Linked DNA regions of Homo sapiens: all the other regions are linked to region 2. Evidence: read pairs that join two places in POLR2A ChIA-PET (ENCODE). Cell type or tissue: MCF 10A. All regions are shown on one strand.

Region 1 (4,000 bases), 490 kb before region 2:
ATTTCTTCCAAGCTGTGTCAGAGGGCACTCAATCATGTATACTGAGCTTTCTTCCTGAAAAGATAGTTCAAATCTGTGTGGATTGTCAAGTTTTCTTCCTCTCCATAATATGGTCATTAATATTTCACTTCTTTTAGCCAGGAACTTTCAATAATTCAACATCTGCTCTTCCAGGCTGCCTGCAAGAAAGGCCAGTTTCCACCCACTGCCCTCCTGGGTTTGTCCTTCCAGGTACAGAATCTGAGAGGTACTGGGGAAAAGAGGAGGCAACGAGGCTAGTCTCTCACTCCTCTCTCTTCCCTACCTGTGTTTCTTGGACGGGTTCACATTCTTCTTGCATCAGATAGTAAATGCAGTCAAGGAACTGGTGAGGAAAATGGGAAGTTTTTTTGTGCATGTGTTAGATGGGAAGAGGAAAATTGGCAAGTGTTCTTTAAGAAAAGCAGACACAGTTACATTCATGAGGCAACCGGTTGCCAGACTAGTGTGACTCCTGAAGGAACAACTTGGATTGCCTTTTTTTTTAAAATCAGTTTTTATCTAGACCAAATCTCTTTTATTTCAGTGATGTCAAGCAGCTCATGTTACCTTCGCCCAAAGAGAAAGATGTATGGGAGCTTCAAACTCAGGACAATTCTCAATGTCCTTAGCGTTGACTCATATTAAAAATGTTAAGAGAACACTAGAATAATAGTGATGTGTGTGTGTGTGTGTCTGTGTGTGTTTGTGGTTTCCTTTCCTGGAAACCCTTTCTAGGATTAACCTAGGTTAATCCAACATAATGATAGTCTGAAGAGGTTGAATAAATCAGCCCAGATACGCAGGTGATTTAGCCAAGGCTACATGGTGAGTCTAGGGGCAAAGCCGAATAAGGGTGGAGTCCCTAATTCATAGCTAACCTGCACTGCCATAGTCTATCGGAAGTGAGGTAGAGATTATTATCTGATTTTATTATTCCGGGACACGTAAACTTGGCTGAGGACACACAGCTCGGAACCCTAGCCCATAGATAAATAGACAACTTTATAGAGTATAATTTGAGTAAGCCAAAAAGTTTCCACTTACATATATTCTAGACCTCCACTTTAAAGTAATTTGAGGGGGACAGAGAGGCAAAGTGAGCAGCATTTCTTCAGAAATCACGTTGTCTGGAAATAGCTCAGTAGTGCGCATGGCACTCCGTTAGCCAATTGCTGTCCTGGGCCTGGAGGGCCATAGAGCTGGACAGAGGCCTTGTTTTGTTTGGTTCGGTTTGTGCTTGTGGTATTCAGGCTGGTAGGTCTGATGGCTGGTAAAGTGCTAAAGCAATCATGGGTGCGAGGTACACAGTGGGGAATGTATCAAACGGTCACTTTCCTAAGGGAGACATTCTCCCCCTTCTAGGAATTTGCTGAGGGTTGGGCTGAGTGGAAGCGTTTCCTTCCTGCCTGTTCTCTGACTTCCAATGCGCACTTTGTTTTAGGCTGGATAGCTACACATCATCAATGAGATTGCAGACAGTCCCTGTGCTTGCTAAGAACGGTGGAAGGTTTTAGGACTACTGTGTCTTACATATTCATTGTCTAAGCCCCCAAGTGTACAGCATTCAAAGCTATTCCTTCCAGCTCTGAAATTTCTTTGGGTGAAAGCTGTCGACTTTCCTTAGAGGAAAAAGAAAGCCATTTCATCAGGGCACTGACCTCATTCCTGTAAGCTTGACTGGCTGAGCCCTGGGAGTGACACCTGTCCCAGTCTTTGGCTTTAGCAAGTGATTGATTTGAAGAAATGGTATTGGTCATTTAACCCACAAACTGATTCTGAAATAAGACTCATTTGTAATAAATACATCTCACATTTGAGGACTGAATTCTTCAACACACATTCCAAGTTTTGTCAGTTAGAAAAAATACAGTACTTTGTAAAGTATAAAATCCATAACTCTATATAACCCAAACAATAGGTTGAAAACTGGGTTTGTTGTAAGTAACGTATTAATAACACCTGGTGTAATACCTGTTAACATGCTCGGTGCCTGAAGCAAATTGGCAAGCGTTTCATCTCCTTTTGCCAATAACTTGTCAGAAACTGACTGAGGGTTCCTTCCAAACTCTCAGAAGAACATCCAAGGCCAGGCAGCTTATGTAGCTCTTGAACTTCACCAGGGCGAGGGCTGGGCCCCGGCCAACTAGAGAAGCCACAGCTGAATCAGAGGAGGAATTCCGAAGAGCTGGGCAGGGGCCTCCTGATGGCGAGATGCTGAATGGGATAAGAATGTGATGAATTAATTGATTTGTATCTTACGCAAGAGCTGCAGTGAGGATGGTGAAATTCATTTCCTTCCATAGGTCCTGCCCCTTTCTTTGTAAGTCAGTCAGCAGCATTGCCAGAGCTGCCTAAAATGCCACCTCCATCCCCTGACAATCAAAGAGGAATCTTTTCATGCAGGCTGAGTTCTAATGACGAACTCATTAAAATCAAGACCACTTACTATGCGTATGTGATGTGTTATAAGCACTTTCAGATGCATGATTTTAAACATTCTGGCCATCCTGTGAGGTCAGTACCATATTATCCCCATTTCGTGGACAGAACAGTCGTTTAGAGAACTTCAGTAATTTACTCGAGGCAATCTGGTGTGAAAAGTTTGAGAGAGGACACTGCAACCAGGCCACCTGGGTCCAGATCTTGGCCTTGCCACTTACGAGCTATGTGACCTTGAGAAAAGGTCTTAACTTCTTTGTGTTTCAATGTCCTTATCTGTAGAATAAGGATAATAGTGTTGCGGATGTCACAGAGTCGTAATGAGGGTTAAATAAGTTGATATATAGACAGCTCCGAGAACCTGGCCTGGCATATGGTAAGGACTAGCTACTTATTTGTGGTGGTGATTTGTTTTTACTCTGTGAGAGATTTGAACCCAGTTTAGTTTGATGCTAGGGTCAGAGTTCTTTGTCATCTGTTCTTAAGAAGCCAGTGGAATAAATATCTTCTTTCTCCTACATTTACAAAGAGATGATAATCCTGCTTTAGAAGAGTTATCATGCCTGCAGAGGTATCATAGAGATTAGTTTTTATCCGCAGAGCACTTTTTAATTGGAGGATAATTGCTACACTGGACTAGTGTGGTAGTAGGAATTCATATCAAAATTAGACTTTGTGACTGAAAGTGTAAACAAATGCATTCTTGCTAAGACTAGCCACATATTTAGAGGCATATAGCAGTCTGAAATAATTCTATTCCTTTGTCAACACACAGACGGAGGACCGTTGGGCCTTTTGCTAAATTTGGCTCTGCTGCACTTCCGTCTTTAGAACTAGGCAATTGCTTCATCATGCCTACATTGTGCTACCCTGATATTTTGGTACCTACTGCACTGCCGCACATTCATGGGACGCCAGCTGTACCATCTATATAATAATCTGAGAACTTGGCCATTCACCATCCAAAGTTTTCATACAAACCAATGAAGGCGGCGTGCACTTCAGATGAGCAAACACCAGACCTGTAGTATAGGTGGACAGATAACTAGATTTTGCTTTTCTGATAAAAAAGGAATCTTGTCTGTTGTTTTAGAACTACTTTATATGGACAGTGAGTGCAGCATGATTTCTTCCAACTGGAGATTTAATGGAGACCTGGATCAAACATTACATACTTTGTTACATCTTTTTGAGAATGAGTTGGAGTGAGGGGATGTTATGTTGAAAAAGAAGAGGCAGGCTGGGAAGGGTGGCTCACACCTGTAATCCCAGCACTTTGGGAGGCCGAGGTGGGCAGATCATGAGGTCAAGAGTTTGAGACCAGCCTAACCAACATGGTGAAACCCTGTCTCTACTAAAAATACAAAAATTAGCTGGGTGTATTGGCGCACGCCTGTAATCCCAGCTACTCGGGAGGCTGAGGCAGGAGAATTGCTTGAACCCAGGAGGGGGAGGTTGCAGTGAGCCGAGATCCTGCCACTGCACTCCAACCTGGCAACAGAGCGAGCAAGATTCTGTCTCAAAAAAAAAAAAAAAAAAA
Region 2 (4,000 bases):
AAACATGTCCTTACGTCTCAAGCACAATCACAGTTCAGAGGTGGGTCCAATCCACCTCTTAACTGTCTCAAATCTGCTCCCTTATTCCCGTCTCCAAGACTGTTGCTCCAACTTCGGTCAACATCATAATACTTGGTTCTTCCCTTTCTTAACTGCATTTCTAGTCACCTCCTTCTCATATTTTAAGCTCCAATAACACCAAAAACTAGTTAATGATATCTTTGAATGTGGCATGCTCTCTTACAATGGAAAACTTCTATATATTTTATTCCCTCTGCTTGGAAAATTATTAAAATCCCTGCACCAACATGTTCTTTCCAAAACCTTCCCAAATGTTCTTGACTTTGGACTCCTTTCTGGCTCTCATTCCACTTGAAACCTGCCTCCATTACAGCAATTACCTGTTTCCAAGCCTAACACTGCGCCATTCAAAGGTAAATCCTTGAATTCCTAGTGCTGATAATACCTGGCTCAAAATAGGAGCCCTACTAAAAAGTACTTTTATACAACATACATCAGTGATTCTGAACAAGGAAACACACTCCCCTGGCAGTAGAGTAAGCGAGTCTACCAAACATTTTAGGATCGTTTTTAGCGTTTAATTCTCCTCCTACAGAATTTTAGATAACTAACATCACATTTATTTCATCTCAACTTTAACATGTTTCATCTCTTGTTTACTTCATTTCTTCAAGGAACTGAGAGAGGACCCACTGAAATTCAGTTTGGGGATGTTAGGAACCTGTTGGAAGATTTTCTGGAGAAGTTTTCTCATTACAACAGTGTTTCCTTTCTAGTCATTAGAAGAATGAAGGGAGCTGAGGGAAGCAGATACTTGAGAGTTTTACATTTTCTGTACCTCAGTTTGTTCTCTACCATTTCAGTAAAAGACAGCTACTCCCAAATACATTTTTGCTGTATGCAACTGTGCTGTTATTCCTGTAGCTGGTCCAAGTTTTATAGATTACTCACACAGCCCCCTAGTGAGCCCAGCTGCTTTTATACTATTATGATGCCATAAACAAAATTACATAACATTTTAAGGCCAGTAATAAATGCCTGAACTAGCTGACTGGAACATGTAGCATTTGGGCATTTTCATGGTCTTCAGTGACGGTTTTACTGCCCTGAAAAGCCCTCCCTGTACGTTATCAAAGAACAGGAAGTCTCCATGTCTCCACTCTCGGTTGTTCCAGCCTAAAGGTGACCCACCCACGCCCACATGCAAGGCTGGCAAGAACGGGTCATCGTCAAAGAGAATATGCTAAGTGCATTGAAACAGGCTGTGTACAACCTTCATCAAGCTTCAAGTAGTTAAAATCGTGCCTTACAAGTATTTTTAAAGAAAACTGGTATAGGTGGATACAGCAAATAAACATGTATTTGAAAATCCAGAGACAAATATAAGTAAAACTTGATGAACATATTTGCATTTTATGTAAATGTCAATGTACATGTTGTGGAACAACTTGGCTCTCTGCTGGAGAGCATACCTCCTTTTAAATGAGTCACCACTTGCGGATGAATAGGAAAACGCTGACAGATCCATGCGAGATAAAACGGATCACAGCAGTCTTGGAATCAACACACTTTTATGATGAAACCAACTCATATTCATGCCTCCAAACACAGCTTAGGCTTGAAACCAAGTTGCAGAACGTCCAAAAATTCTTGAAGAATCCAGATGTTCCCATAATCAGCCACTGATCAATTTCCCAGGAGAAAAGGACTTAAACAAGGATGGGAAATTCCAAGACGTTTAATACCCAGAGGATATCTGCACCCAGAGAAATGTCACACTCAGACCACAGGAAGCTATAGCTCTGCTGTTGACTGATGTAGTCAGGTGTCTAGAATTTTATGCCAGCCTCTACCCACTACACACCATTACTGTTTTGAGATAAATTAGCAAACACCAAAAATTAGAGGTAAAAAAGATCTAGAAAAAAAACAATTGAAACGAACTAAAGAAGCCAGAGCCAGGGAGGTTTAACAATCATTAGTAACAGGTGATATCCACTGAAACTTTTCCATGTTCTTCCAGCTTCACGCTAAGAACTTCACGTTTTCTTAACTTATTCCTCACAACGATTTTTAATTTAAATTGATTATTCCCACTTTATAAATATGAAAACTAAGACTTAGCAATATTAAGAGATTTACCCAAGGCACACGACTTATCAACAGTGGAGACGGAATCTGAACTCAGTCTTTCTGATTCCAAAGTCCCGGCACTTAAGCACCACACTGGAGCCTGAAGCAAAGGCTCATGGGTGACCCCAGTCTTAAACATCTGAGGGTTTGTAACATGGAAGACAGAACAGCTTCGTTGTATTCTAAAGCAGGAGTCCTCCAAACCTGTTTGTACTGGAGAATCATCTCTGAAACTTAAAAAGAAAAAAGAAAATCCAGTTTCTACGGTCCCACTCACAGACTCTGCTTCAGCTGATCTGGCATGGAGGCCAGAAAACTGTATTTTTATAATGCTCTGCTGGGTTTGAGAATCACCGCTCCATACCTCAGAACTAGAATAAACGCAGAGGAATCACTAGGAGGCAGGTTTGGCTTTACGTTATTAAACAGACAAACCAAACCAAACACACACACACACACACACACACACACACACACCGCCACCCACAAACCAGTCCTAACCACAGGGCTACACAAGCCTCCCCTGCCCAGTCCTAACCAACAGAGCTTCCCAAATGGAGCTGTAGCTGCCTGCTCAAGCGCCACGATATAATGGAGACAACCCAGTCTCTGGAAACAGAGGCTGCCATTTCCAGTTCTGATTCAGCCATTCTCAGGTGTGTAGCTCTGGTCAAGTTATTTTCTCTGAGTCTCAGTTTGCTCAACTGGAAATTATTGGAGAACACTTACCTCAAAGAATTGTTAAGAATTAGAGACAATTAGGTAAAATTCAAAGAACCGTGGCTGATGTGGCTGATGGTGCTCATAAGCAAACGGCACCTGCCCACTTGAAATGTAACCATCTTCTTCTGTAGCTTCTGTAGCGAGCCTCTGCATGTGGACAGCGTGGGCCGCCTCTGCAGCACCCTTCCCCTTATTCCCACCATTGTCCCACCCACTGACATGGCCACGTCCTATTGGCTTCAAGCCCAGATTTTAGCAATGGGCTCTGACTGGCCTAATCCAATCAGCCCACACCTGGCCCCCTTGCCACAGCCATAGGCAGGGACCAGAGCCCAGGCCAATCAGCAGATGGTGTTCCTCTGGCAGAGAACGGTTTGGGAGGAGGCTGAGCATGTGTCCAAAATTGGGCCAATCAGAGTGAACTCAAAGGCTTTTTTTGTCAGTAGGAGGAAAGGGAGTATCTCCTCTTCCAGAATGTATGACACATCAGCCTGAGAGCTGACGCTCAGCAGCCATTCTGCTACCAAGAGCCTTTATCAAACTATGTCTGAAGCCTGGGCTATCTCCATATTTTTGAGATCTGTGAACCAATAAATTCCCCGTATCATATTATTTAAGCCTTGAGGTTGTTTTTCTATGGCCAAGGCTGAACACATTGTAACTTATCCAGAATCCCCTGGCTGGGAGTGGTGAGATGTAACCACTTAGATCATTTCTAACTTCATGATTCCATGACTTCTTAGACTTTATCCAATTAATACCTGTCTTCACATTTATAACACTTCTGACGACTGGTTTCTGCAGCCTGGAACATCCTGTCCCCCTTTCTCTTCTTAAGAAATCCTGCTCACCTTTTAGGACCCAACTGAAATGGGTCCACTGCTGCAAGATCTTTGAAGAGGAGTCAGTTAATCCATCTTCCTGTGCACTCCCCCAGTACTTGACCATTTCCTCTCTTATCCTTAATTTCATTGTGTACTTTTCTCACTCCTATCTTCACCTATGTTTAGGCTGTGTGCACTTTGAAGACAACACCCCCTTCCCTAGGCATTACTTGTTAACAGGCCAACTGTGCAGCAAAGTAGCACAAATCCAGCTTGCTGCACATGTCCAATGCCTAAGA
Region 3 (4,000 bases), 900 kb before region 2:
GTTAACAGTTATGCGAAAGTTATAGGGGATACTTTAAAATCAGTCATTCTGGTGAAAGTTATTTACTGTTCCTGCTATTTTGGCTTGGGGATGGTTTCTGTTCTGTGGGGGTTAAGAGGACAAAGAGTAGGGAAAGGGGAGATGGGTTGTTGTCTCGTAGAATTTTGTGAAGCACAGTGATTACTTCTATAATTTCAGGCATTGCATTCAGAGCATTTCCAGAATAAAAGATATGCCATCTGGAAAACATGAACTATCGATCACTGTAAATGAAGGCCTCTTCCTAGATTGAAGATTTGAATAAAGAATATAAAAATTCCGCCCCCCCCCCGGCGCCCCGGCTTTTTTTTTTTTGAGACGGATCCGGTCTTGCTCTGTCACCCAGGCTGGAGTGCAGTGGCGCGATCTTAGCTCACTGCAACCTCCGCCTCCTGGGTTCAAGTGATTCTCCTGCCTCAGCCTCCCGAGTAGCTGGGATTACAGGCACAGGCCACTGCGCCCAGCTAATTTTTTGTATTTTTAGTAGAGATGGGTTTCACCATGTTGGCCAGGCTGGTCTCGAACTTCTGACCTCAGGTGATCCACCCATCTTGGCTTCCCACAGTGCTGGTAAAAATTCCCTTTTAAAGAGCTTTTCTGTCAGTGAAGTTACAGATAATGTAGCCTCAATTGAATACTGAGGTCATTTTTAACACTAAAAATGTCCTTTTTTAATGTTAATTGAACCATATATATTTGTTTTGAACATGGCCCATCATACATATATGCATACACACACATAAAACCTGCACACTTATATATATATGCCAACATATTTCCTTTAGGAATTCTCTCTGCTAGGCTGATGTGTAAATTTGTTTACACTGAAGGTCAGTAGCCTGATGGACAGTCTCCTGAAACCATCCTCATATTGGTCCCCTTGCCTTCTCCCATACAAAGCTAGAGCTCTCTGGTTCACAGACTGGGTCCTGAATGACTCAGAGTTGCTAATCACTTGAGGCAGAATGAAAAGCGCAAGTGATTTTGAGTAGGGAAGACTAAGACTGCATCTACACGCACAACTGGTTTGACCATTCCAGCTTCATCCACCTTAAGGCGGAATACAGAGAGTGAGGGTCAGAATGGCAAGGCCGTCACAGCTGCCACCCAAGAACTCTGACGCCATTGTTAAAATTACCTTCGGGATTAATTCTGATGGGGATGTTACGACTTTCAAAGCATCAGCTTCTTCATCCTGAGGATTAGTCTAAAGAAAGTAAATCCTAGGTTATATATCAGGCAACATGAATTTAGTCAAAATGGCCCAAACAGTTAGATTTTCCTACTGTTGTGTGCCTACTATATGTTTAATATTTAGTAAGTGTAGTAAGGTATAATGATACTTAAATCTACTTCCTCTCTCAAGGATATTACAATCTTATTTGGGAAATAAAACTAACATAAAATAATTCACAATACAAGACAATAGAAAGCTAAATATCAGAAGATCAACTAGGGCTGGCCCAGCCTGGAAAACTTGGTTTGGGAAGACTTAAAGAGAAAATAGGTTTTTTGAGATGGTAGAATGTATATGGTTAAATTGTTGAGGGCAAAGGTAAACTCTTGTGCATTATAATTCTGTCACACATGGTAGATATCAACAAATGTTTGTTGAATGAATGAGTGAATGAGTAGATGATGAAGACCAGGTGAAGGGGCTAATGAGAGGGAGACATTATCGATGTGTAAAACAGTCTGAACAAAAATGGGGAGGTAGGAATGAACATGCTATTTCAGAGAGAAAATAAGCCTAGCTGGCCCAGAGGGTAATGTTGGCAAACAGCAGGAAATTAACTTCAGTAGACTTACTGGGACTAAATTGTGGAGTCCCAGGCTCAGGAGTTTGGAATTCATCCTGTGGGCGATGGAGAAGTATTACAGGCTTTTGAGCAGATGACTCACATGGTGTGTGAGTGATTGTGAGAAGGTTTTTCTGGTGCTGGTCGGTTTGTTAGATGCATAAGAAAGAGGTTGGACTAGGGAGGCCACTTAGAAGGTTATTTCAGCATTTTGAGGGCACCCAAATAAGGGCCTGACCTGGCAGTGGGAATGGCAATGGGAAGAAGGGATTGGTACAATAGGACTGTCTGTGGCAGGATCCATGGGTCATGATGAGTAACAGAGTGTAGGCGACAAAGCTGAGAGCTGAATCCAAAGTACCACCAAGGCTTTGCCCTCGATGGCGAGTATGATGGTAATGAGACTGACTCAAACAGAAAGGTCAGAACAGACCGCAGTGTATACAGAGACAGTGCGACCACGTGGTTTACTTGGAGGTGCTGTGTGATAATTTCGAAAATGGTATGTTTACAGAGAGTTCATGGTACTTAAAGATCAACTATTGAGTATCTCAGCGGACTAAGCATAGGACAGGTATGGTCAAATAAGAATACATATGTTTTCAATTATTCACTCAGCAAGTATTATTACAAACCTTCCACATATATGAACCAATATGTTTGGAAGTAATATGTAAGATGTAAATCTATACAAATCTAAGTTACGATTTAATATAACAGACCCATCAGCTAAGTGTAATAGCAGTTGACTAGTTTGGTAAAATAGGAGCTTAAGAATTGCTGCTTTGAGAGTCTCAGAATTCTACAAATTGTTTTTAAGTACATTTATGCTATATAACAATATGGATTCAAGCTACTTGCACATTCATCCTAATATCCACAAAGTATCAAACACACTAGTTTGAGAATATGCATTCCTACAGCCCTGGATGTCATATGATAAAATAAATCACACTGAATCAAGTTCCTACAAGATAGAAGTCCCTAAGTGTCCAGGAATGTGTATTGCATCAGACAGTGTTTAGCAGCCGGGAAGATCTCAGAACAATTTTTTAAACAAACACTTGCATGTTGCTGCTTCTATGCCAGGTACTGTTCTAAGTCCCATTCAAATCATAACACGTTTCATTCTCATGACAACCCTATGTGACAGGTGGTGTCGTTATCACCCCCATTCTAGAGACAGGTAAGCTAAGGTGGGGAGCTGTGAAGTGACTTGCTCAAGATCTCAGAGCTCGTGAGAGGCAGCCAGCATGTGGATCCAAACTTGTGCTTTAACCACTCAGTTATCTTCCTTCCATCTTTCATCAAATACTGGGGCTTCAAGTTAATCCTCTGGTAATTTCAAAAGTTTTAATCTAAATAAATAACCTTGTTCATGATGTCTGTATGTCTTCCTACTGTTTTGCCTGAAATGACGTGTTCTAGAGGTTGCTTGATCTATGACATCTGCAGGCTAAAAGAAGTCCAGAATCTACCAGGGTGTACAATAGCCTTGTCTTTGAACCTCTGGACTGTCGTGATGTCCTGGCTCTACAGCTCCAGGGAGCGTAACTAGTGGCACTGTGGGAGCTTGTGGGGCTCCATGGCTATTAAGCTGGCTAGTGGAAAGAGAAAAAAATCAGATGATCCTAAATGATAAATTTTCCTTTTTGTCTCTCTGAGGTGAGCCTTTTTCTCAAGAGGAAATGGAAGAAATGTTGTCTGCTGCAATTGATCCAGAATCAAATTCAATTAATTACAAGGACTATATAACAATGATGGTGATAGATGAAAATTAAATGTTCTAAAGATAATTTCTGATTGAAAGAACAATTTTAGAAATTGCTTGTTCTTGTTAATTTCACATCTTATCTTAGGATTCCTATATGTGATATTTAATACCTTGTGACATAACTATTTTAAGACACTTTGTTTTTAAAGATGATCGTAACACTTTAAACCAAATTTAGTATGTCTAGCCTTACAGAATGATAAATTACTATTTATTTAAAAACTATTCTTAAAACATTTTAACATTAGAATGGATTGTTGTTTATTTTCTACAATAAAACTCAGGTCACCTTCGAATTAATTAAGCTGACAAAATGAAAATGACTTAATTACCCAAGGTTTGGCATGTAAAGATCTTAAGAGGGGGCAGAACGAACCACTCGAAAACG
Region 4 (4,000 bases), 2.0 Mb before region 2:
ACTCTTAGTTCCCATGAGAGTGGGTTGTTAAAAAGAGCCTAGCACCAGCTGGATGTGGTGGCTCACGCCTGTAATCCCAGCATTTTGGGAGGCCAAGGCAGGCAGATCACCTGAGGTCAAGAGTTTGAGACAAAATTAGCCGGGCGTGGTGGTGCATGCCTGTAATCCAGTTACTTTGGAGGCTGAGGCAGGAGAATCGCTTGAACCCAGGAGGCGGAGGTTGCAGAGAGCCAAGATCGCACCACTTCACTCCAGCCTGGGTGATGGAGGTCTCAAAAAAAAAAAAAAAAAAAGCCTAGGACCTCCCACTCTCTCTTGCTTCCTCTCTTGCCATACAATCCCTGCACACACTGACTCCTCTTCACCTTCCATCATGAAGCAGCCTAATGCCCTCACCAGATGCAGATTCCCAGTCTTGAACTTTCCAGCCGTCAGAATCATGAGCCAAATCTACCTTTTTTTCTGTATAACGTACTCAGTCTCAGGTATGCCTTTATAGCAACACAAAAGCGACTAAGACACTGAGTGTCCTGTATTTTGTCTGCTAAATCTAACAACCCTACATATAACATTATTGTTTTTATAGCTCAAATAAGTGGCAAAAGTTAGCTCTAAGGAAGAGGAATATCTAGGTTTTTTTTTTTAGTAGTACAGCAATTCTTCATTCTTGTCCCAATGTTTGTGTTTGGCTATTATCAAAGAAACATGATAGGCATATGGCTTGATGATTAAAATGGTAACTGATAACGGGTCTGATATATTGATCTTTTATTTCGTCTCCTAGATATAATGGCTTTGAAACAAAAATATACATGGGCTAACTGCCTTATTTTCTTTTCTGCCTCTTATTTTATTAAAGCATATGTGAAATATCCTTTACTTTGTGCTGGGTCCCCCTCCCCCGATTTTCCTCAAAAGCAGATTTTTAACTATGAAGATGGTGCCCCTGAAACACTATAAGGAAGCCCTGTTTTGATAAAATTAATAACAGTGAAGACAGCCATCTAACAAAACTTTAATTAGGGAATTCTCCTTCCATCTTGGAGTGCCTACAGTGTTGAATGTGATTTAAATACTGCGGGCCCCACTTGCATTCACCAGACAGGCTCCTGCTGGGGACAGTGCTGTGTCATTAAAATGGAGTCCACTGAGAGAGACAATAGTCACACTGTACAGAAGCATGAAAGCCATGGCAAGTATTTTTCAGCCTTATCTCAAGACAGTCATGTAATATGTGCTTACAGATTTGATTGATCTGCTCCATGGGACCTCTCTGCTTCTCCATGAGAGTTTGTGTTTGATTTCTCAGGACAGTGGAGTGTGGTGGTGACAACCTGAGAACCAGGACCCAGGAGGCACAGGGGTCCTCAGGTTCTGTTGCCTGTAGGCCTGGGACTTGAACTTGTCACCAACCCTCATGGAGTGTCAGCTGCCATGGCTGAACAATTGGGAATAATGAATGCACTTGAGGGCAGATGAGAAGGTGCCCTCAAAAGAGCTCTGGGAATAGCACCAAGCTGAAGCATGTGTGCAAAGGGCTCTTCTGTTTTCTGGGGCTCCAGCCTCCCTCAAGGTTGATGGGCCTTCTCCACTCCGCCCCATCCTGCCTGCCCCGCCGGCCCCTCTCCTTGCCTGCTGTGGCACCACTGAGCCACCACTGGAAAATGACCTGACTGTGGTCTTCTTTGACAAACTCAGTAACAAAGATGCCCGCCCAACAGTGGACCTCATGGTCGCTTAAAGAGTTGAGAAGCCACCTCCCCACATCTTCAAGGGGCACAACAGACCTGGGCGTTTTAGTGTAATATTTAATTTATTAGAATGACAAATGTAAAAGCCCAGTTTCCTAGAGCCTTTTTTTTGTTTTTGTTTTGTTTTGTTTTGTTTTTTTGTAGAGACAGAGTTTCGCTATGTTAGCCAGGCTGGTCTCCAACTCCTGGCCTCAGGCAAATTCTCTGTTACCCAGGCTGGAGTGCAGTGGCGCAATCATAGCTTACTGTAACTTCAAACTCCTGGCCTCAAGGGATCCTCCCCCATCAGCCTCTTCCAAAACACTGGGATTGCAGGCATGAGCCACCTCACCCAGCCCTTTGAGTAGTTTTTGACTGGCTTGAGTTGAAAGGACTAAATTCCCCTTAAACTATTAGTGCCATTTATGTTAATTATTAGTTTCCTTTAAGCATTTTAAACTGCAGTGATAAACTTAATACACTTAATTAGCTTTCTAAGCAACTCAAATATCTGATCTGGCTTAAGTTAATAACCCTAACAAACAAAACCTTCCAACGATTTTAAAGTTTTATAAATCTGGTTAAATTGGGAGTTATGAATATTGTGACTCTCAAGTTCTATCAAGTATTCTAATAGTGTTTAAAAGTTAGTAAACTTATAACATTCAGTTTACCACTTAAAAGTCTCAAAATCACACTTATAAAATTGTAGTCGGCAGGTTGTGGAGCACGAAAGAGGTGCAGGGCCAAGGTGACCTGGGTTGTGGGTTGACAGAGACTATGTCTTATGTCTTACAAAGAGCTGGATTGTGTACATAGGACAGTGGGAGGGTGGTGGGGGCGGAGAGAGAGAGGCGGCAGGTAATTCTGTTTTACATGCAAATATCGAGAAGTGTCTAGTAGGCAGCTGGAGATATGGGACTGAAGGTTGAGGTAAAGATTTCATTGTCAGAGAGAGTATAGGGAGAGGAAAGAGCAAAGGTCCAACTGAGCCTAGGACATTGGGAGCCCCACACAGGCTCATGATGGACCCAGAGAGTAAATCAGGGGAACAACACAGCCAGTCCACAGCTCTGGGCCCTGTGCTTTCACCCTTTTGGAGCGGAAAGGCAACCCCGGAGGAGCTGTGGCTGACCTTGCACTTGCCATGATCGTACCGTGTTAGCTGTGATGTCTTTAACTTTGGGGCTCAAGTTTCCCCCTCTGTGGGATTGAGATGATAATAATGGTTTCTACTGTAAGAGAAGAAAAGAAATTGCTATTCAAAGTCCAACTCACTTCTAAGGAAAATGGCTCTGTAAAAACAGAAATTGACTAAGCACAAATAGGCCCGGGATATAGGAGCGGATGCCAGGGAGGGGCTTGTAAAATCAAGAGGAATTTGAACTTTCCTGGGACTATTTGTGGGCATGGTGAGGAAGGGCTCAAGAAGGGAGGCTGGGGTGGAGAGAAGACCAGGCTGGCCACTGAGGCAGCCATGAGCCACGTTTGGCTACTGAGCTCTTGAAATGAGCTCAGTCAGTGTAAAATATACACAGTGTTGAAAGACATTATGAAAAAAGAATGTTAAAACCATCATTCATACTTTTAAATTTTGATTACATGTTGAAATTCAAATTCCCAATATTGGATAAAATAAGGAAGGTTAAAATCAATAAATTAATTTTTAATACCACTACCAGGAAATATTAAATTGCATACGTAGATTGTTTTTCTGTTGGATGGTCTGGGTTACAGTTATTAATAAAAGGAAGAGTCAAATGTGCCCTATAATAGAGTGGGTGATTTTATTTTTAAAGCACTGTGATGTCTAATATTCAATTTGAACTTGTTTTGAGCCATAGCCATGTAAACATCCTCTTTGCCTCCCTCCAGATCTTTGCATAAGTCTATTCCATACTTAATTTGCTCTTTGTGAGTGCATTTTCTGGGAGCAGAAATTAAGTTTCACCTCTGGGTCTCTGGTACAGTCCAGTGACAACACTTGTAGGACGAGGTGATCATGAGAAAGACAGATTTTCTATACCAGGAATTCATAGGTTCCTTGGTGGGGGGTTTAACTTCTGCAGGATGAAGATTTGGAGCTCTGAGCCAAAATCATCTAAGTGTCAAGAGGTAGCAGTGCTCCTGCAGCCATCTGGGTGGCATCGTTTTGTAGGAGTTGTTAAGTTTATAGGTGAGAAGTTTAGAAGGCACCTGGTCTAATCCATAAGAAAGATCAGCGACGACAGGATCCAAGCCCCCATGATGAGTGGGAGGAATTGTCTGCC
Region 5 (4,000 bases), 200 kb before region 2:
AAAAACTTACCATGATAACTAGTTGAGAACAAAGCTTTGTAAGGATAAGCACTGAGTTGAGTTGGGGTGTGGACGGGGGGGGGATGGTGGCAACAGAATATTAAGAAGAAAAAGAAGCCTACGGAAACCTGGGTATGATATCAAAACAACAAAGATTATACTACCTAATAAATGTAAGTACAGTAAGTATGGCATCTTTATACACCACAAGCCAAATTCACATCCACTACTTCATTGATTAAAACTGTACAGTTTATCATGTTGCTAACGCAATGTAGAACCCAAAGTTCCAAGAGGCGAGGTGATTTGGCCAAGTCTTCACGGCGTGAAAGGGCTGAGATCGGAACTCAGCCTGTGCTTCCTGAACCCAGCTCTCTCCAGCCATCTCATTGCCTCACTGAACCTCACCTAACAGTCATGTACGTTGTTAACTTCTTAACTGAAATATTTCCAATCAATGCAAGAACCCTAACACACTCTGAGACCACTGAGTACAAACAAGCTGGCAGCCCAGCATCACCCGTCCCACAGCGCCCACCAGGAGTTCACACGTGAAGCCTAATTCATCCCTTAAAAAAAAAAAAAAAGTGTTAGAAAAATGTGAAACCAATGAATCTGCCAGCATGGTTGTTTCACATAGAAAATCTGGAATCCAGCATCTAAATAAACGGTAGAATACTGTTGCTACCAGCTGTGATTCCATTTAAGACACCATTTGTGGAAAATATTTATTATGGTCTTCCATTTTCTCAGCACAAAATCAAAGAAAATTGAGAAATATGAAATTACATTGTCTTCAAAAATCCTGTCATAGAGTAACTCAGCTCTCACAGCTATCCTCTGAAGATGTTATTGATGTTCTACCAAGTTGATGGAGTAATATAATTTGCTAGCAGGAAAAAATGCTGGCAAACAGAATTGTGTTCATTAGAGCGGTATCTTTACAACGCCTTCTTCCACTTTCATTACTTTTCAAGATCACACATCATGTCACAGGGCCGAACCACAGCCTTGCTATGCCCTGGATATTTCAGTATTTTTTTACAGTTGGAAGCAGATTCTTAACGCTTGTGCAAATTACAGCTATTTTTGCTAAAATGGGCTCATTTATGCTGCTGGGGAAAAGAAGCCTCTCTGTCTCCCTCTCTCTGAAGGTCTATGAGGCAGCTCTTTACATGTAGCTCCCATTACTTCAGGCTCGTAAGTTCCCGCGGGGGCAGTCTCTTCCATAACCAATCATCAGACCTAGCGCTGGACCAGTTCACATCCACACTGTGAAGTAAGCATCGTTTGTCTTTACTCCCTTTCCATCCCTCTTAGTTCTGACAAGTTTTCTCTTTCACTTGGGCTGAAGGACTCACCAACGGCCTTCTTAGTGTGGCCTCACAAATGCTGCCTTCTCCAGAGCAGCTTTCTCCAGAAGTTCCCTCTTTACCCAGTCAAAACTTCCAAGCCTCCTTTAGAAAAGTCTGATCCCATCAGGGTGTTAAAAAAAAAAAAAGGCAACCTTATTAGATGAAATTACAGGTGTTAATGATTAATAATTTCATAGATGAGTTTAGATTTTGAGGGAGAAATTCTTATCAACTCAAAACAATTTTTAATAGGTAAAATTTGAAACAACACAACTACGTGCTGCATTTTCATCCGTGGGAAGGAAAAGGATTTTTGGGCACAAGCGACTCCCAGATTCCTCAAAAGCAAACCACGGAGAGTTGAGCTTCATGTGTGTGGTAGAGGTTCAAGCACGGTATAGGGAGTCGACTTTCGAACTGGGCATTGTACTGGTCACATGCTCAACCTTGCTGCTGAAGTGTCCTTTAAATCACTTAGTCCTGGGAAGCAAATGCAAGATGCATGGATGGGACCTGACCAGATTAGCACAGGGAACAGGGCAAGGAGAATGGTGAGCAGATTAACACAGGGAACAGCGCAAGGAGAATGGAGTCTAGATTAGCACAGGGAACAGGGCAAGGAGAATGGAGTCCAGATTAACACAGGGAACAGGGCAAGGGGAATGGTGACCAGACTAGCACAGGGAACAGGGCAAGGAGAATGGTGACCAGATTAACACAGGGAACAGGGCAAGGAGAATGGAGTCCAGATTAGCACAGGGAACAGGGCAAGAAGAATGGTGACCAGATTAGCACAGGGAACAGGGCGAGGAGAATGGTGTCCAGGGCACCTATGAAGCATTGCTTCTACTTTCTGAGCTGCTGGAATAGACTACAAGCTTTGTGGTCTGCATTCCTCTACTTCTACTAAGCGTTCACATGACTCGGGAGGCCAGATGTTATTCCTGGCTCATGCCTACTAGGTTAAAGGAGTGGGGGATGCTTTACTTCCAATTATTGAAATGAATCACAGACTGTTTAGAGCCAGAAGGAAGCAGAGATCACCTGCTTCAACCCTGTCACCTTAAAGATGATGAAATAGCCTAGAAAAGTTGCCCTAGGCCCACTCAGGCCATGCAGCAAGCTCTAAGCCCCTCAGCTCTATCAAGTTGGGTACACAAAAGGTGCTTAATAAGTGTTGGCTAGCCTAGTGGCTGGATTCCTGAGGTCTGCTTCCTAGTTCCATGCTCCTTTCATTATAACTCCCTCCCATGCCCACCATCCCCACTCCCACATTCTTCGTTCCAGTCTCTGGTGGAAAACAATCACAGACCATGCCAGAGTCCAGAATAAGACCCCAAAGTGAGTTAGGGGACGGTCCACTTACTCAGTTACTTATGACTCTAATTATGTGCCAAGTGGTGCCAGTGTGCCACTGCTAATTATTACTACACAGGCTTCAGAAACTGGGCCAATTCTTTCTTCCTTCCAGGAGGAGGTTTGGACTAGGGGACCGAGAAGGTGGCTCTCAGGAAAGCATTCCGAAAGTTTCTCTATCACGGAGTATCCTTTGAAGGTGAAGTCAAGAACTCCTCTTGGAACACGGCACCAGGAGCTTTTGGAGTCCCGGATGCTTGCGGATGACTCCCCTTAATGAAATGTAGGTATGACAAGGTGTACGTGGCACTAGGTTCAGACCATGATAATGTGCCATTTCGGGGACCTGAATTCCTATTATGATGTAAGTCCTTTCAGAGAGACTTTCATAGGCAGCTCCCTAATGAGGCAAAGGTCTCCGTAGCTCCTCACGTATAAATGGAAAGTTGTTGCACAGAGGAACAGGGCCCTTTCTAACCAAGCTAGCAGGGACAGGAATGGCACTAGAACCCAGTATATTTCTGCACAGACTCAGGATTTTTAATAGTCTGCAATACGGCAAGCTGTAAGCAAGGAAATATTCCAATAAAAAAATAAAATACAGACTAAGAAGAAAGCCACAGTCAATATTTGATTATAGAATTCAATGAATGATTGGGGTAATATAAACAGGGGATGACCCCCAAATTCTTGATGTTGGCCTGAAAGTATTGTTTTTATTTATATTTAAGTACAATTGTGTGGTCTGTATTCTGGAAATTTCCTTGAAACTAAATATTGGTGCCAAATGAAGTCCACAGAGAATTTTATAAGCTCTATATTTTACCTATTTCCACCATTTTCCAATTCTCCTCAACACGAATAGCTGACTTCTTTCACTGCTCCCAAAACATTGTTGGGACAAAGATGGTCTATGGGTTAATGGATTTCCCTGCTCAGGCTTTGTACTTTCTAGCTGGCAATTATAGCTCCTTACATACTATTGATTAAAGAAAAATTCCATCTCTGGTGTTGCATCCACCTTTGGAAAAGTGAAACTAGAATTCATTGACCAGTTTGTTCATTTATTTGTTCATTCATTCATTCATGCATTCACATTACAGATTCCACATTTACTGAGCACCCATTATGGGCCAGACACTACAGGGATAAGCTGGGAAATAAGGGAGACCACGGTTCCTGTCCTCATGGATCTTACATCACTGTGGAAGGGCCAGATACTGGAAAGTATTAACAAGTCTGGTGAGTACTGGGCAGGCTTCAAAAGGGACCTACAGTAGTCAGAGCTG

What was found. Peaks named below come from ENCODE experiments on the same cell type or tissue, not always from the same donor. Only the 100,000 strongest peaks of a DNase experiment are listed, where the experiment ranks them.
Region 1: POLR2A ChIA-PET joins it to region 2 with 5 read pairs; 1 of 35 experiments calls an interaction of 5 or more read pairs at or near these places.
Region 3: POLR2A ChIA-PET joins it to region 2 with 6 read pairs; 1 of 35 experiments calls an interaction of 5 or more read pairs at or near these places.
Region 4: POLR2A ChIA-PET joins it to region 2 with 5 read pairs; 1 of 35 experiments calls an interaction of 5 or more read pairs at or near these places.
Region 5: POLR2A ChIA-PET joins it to region 2 with 7 read pairs; 1 of 35 experiments calls an interaction of 5 or more read pairs at or near these places.

Annotation. Positions count from the first base shown.
Region 1 is chr1:245,498,549-245,502,548 of GRCh38, forward strand. The region is part of intron 4 of KIF26B (kinesin family member 26B); the gene reads left to right. Among named protein-coding and RNA genes, the nearest start is that of KIF26B-AS1, 270 kb to the left of the region's middle. In MCF 10A, a CTCF peak has its summit at 2,201; a DNase peak (open chromatin) is centred at 2,153.
Region 2 is chr1:245,985,511-245,989,510 of GRCh38, forward strand. The region is part of intron 5 of SMYD3 (SET and MYND domain containing 3); the gene reads right to left. Among named protein-coding and RNA genes, the nearest start is that of SMYD3-AS1, 120 kb to the right of the region's middle. In MCF 10A, no CTCF peak of the experiment used is centred here; DNase peaks (open chromatin) are centred at 991 and 1,531.
Region 3 is chr1:245,083,742-245,087,741 of GRCh38, forward strand. DRC8 (dynein regulatory complex subunit 8) reads left to right here. Exons shown (of 8, transcript NM_032328.4): 8 at 3,504-4,000. The coding sequence ends at 3,619. Among named protein-coding and RNA genes, the nearest start is that of KIF26B, 69 kb to the right of the region's middle. RefSeq lists an enhancer at 1,370-2,569. In MCF 10A, no CTCF peak of the experiment used is centred here; DNase peaks (open chromatin) are centred at 1,920 and 2,840.
Region 4 is chr1:244,020,494-244,024,493 of GRCh38, forward strand. The region is part of intron 6 of LINC02774 (long intergenic non-protein coding RNA 2774); the gene reads left to right. Among named protein-coding and RNA genes, the nearest start is that of ZBTB18, 29 kb to the right of the region's middle. In MCF 10A, no CTCF peak of the experiment used is centred here; a DNase peak (open chromatin) is centred at 2,008.
Region 5 is chr1:245,786,140-245,790,139 of GRCh38, forward strand. The region is part of intron 10 of SMYD3 (SET and MYND domain containing 3); the gene reads right to left. Among named protein-coding and RNA genes, the nearest start is that of SMYD3-AS1, 320 kb to the right of the region's middle. In MCF 10A, no CTCF peak of the experiment used is centred here; a DNase peak (open chromatin) is centred at 2,302.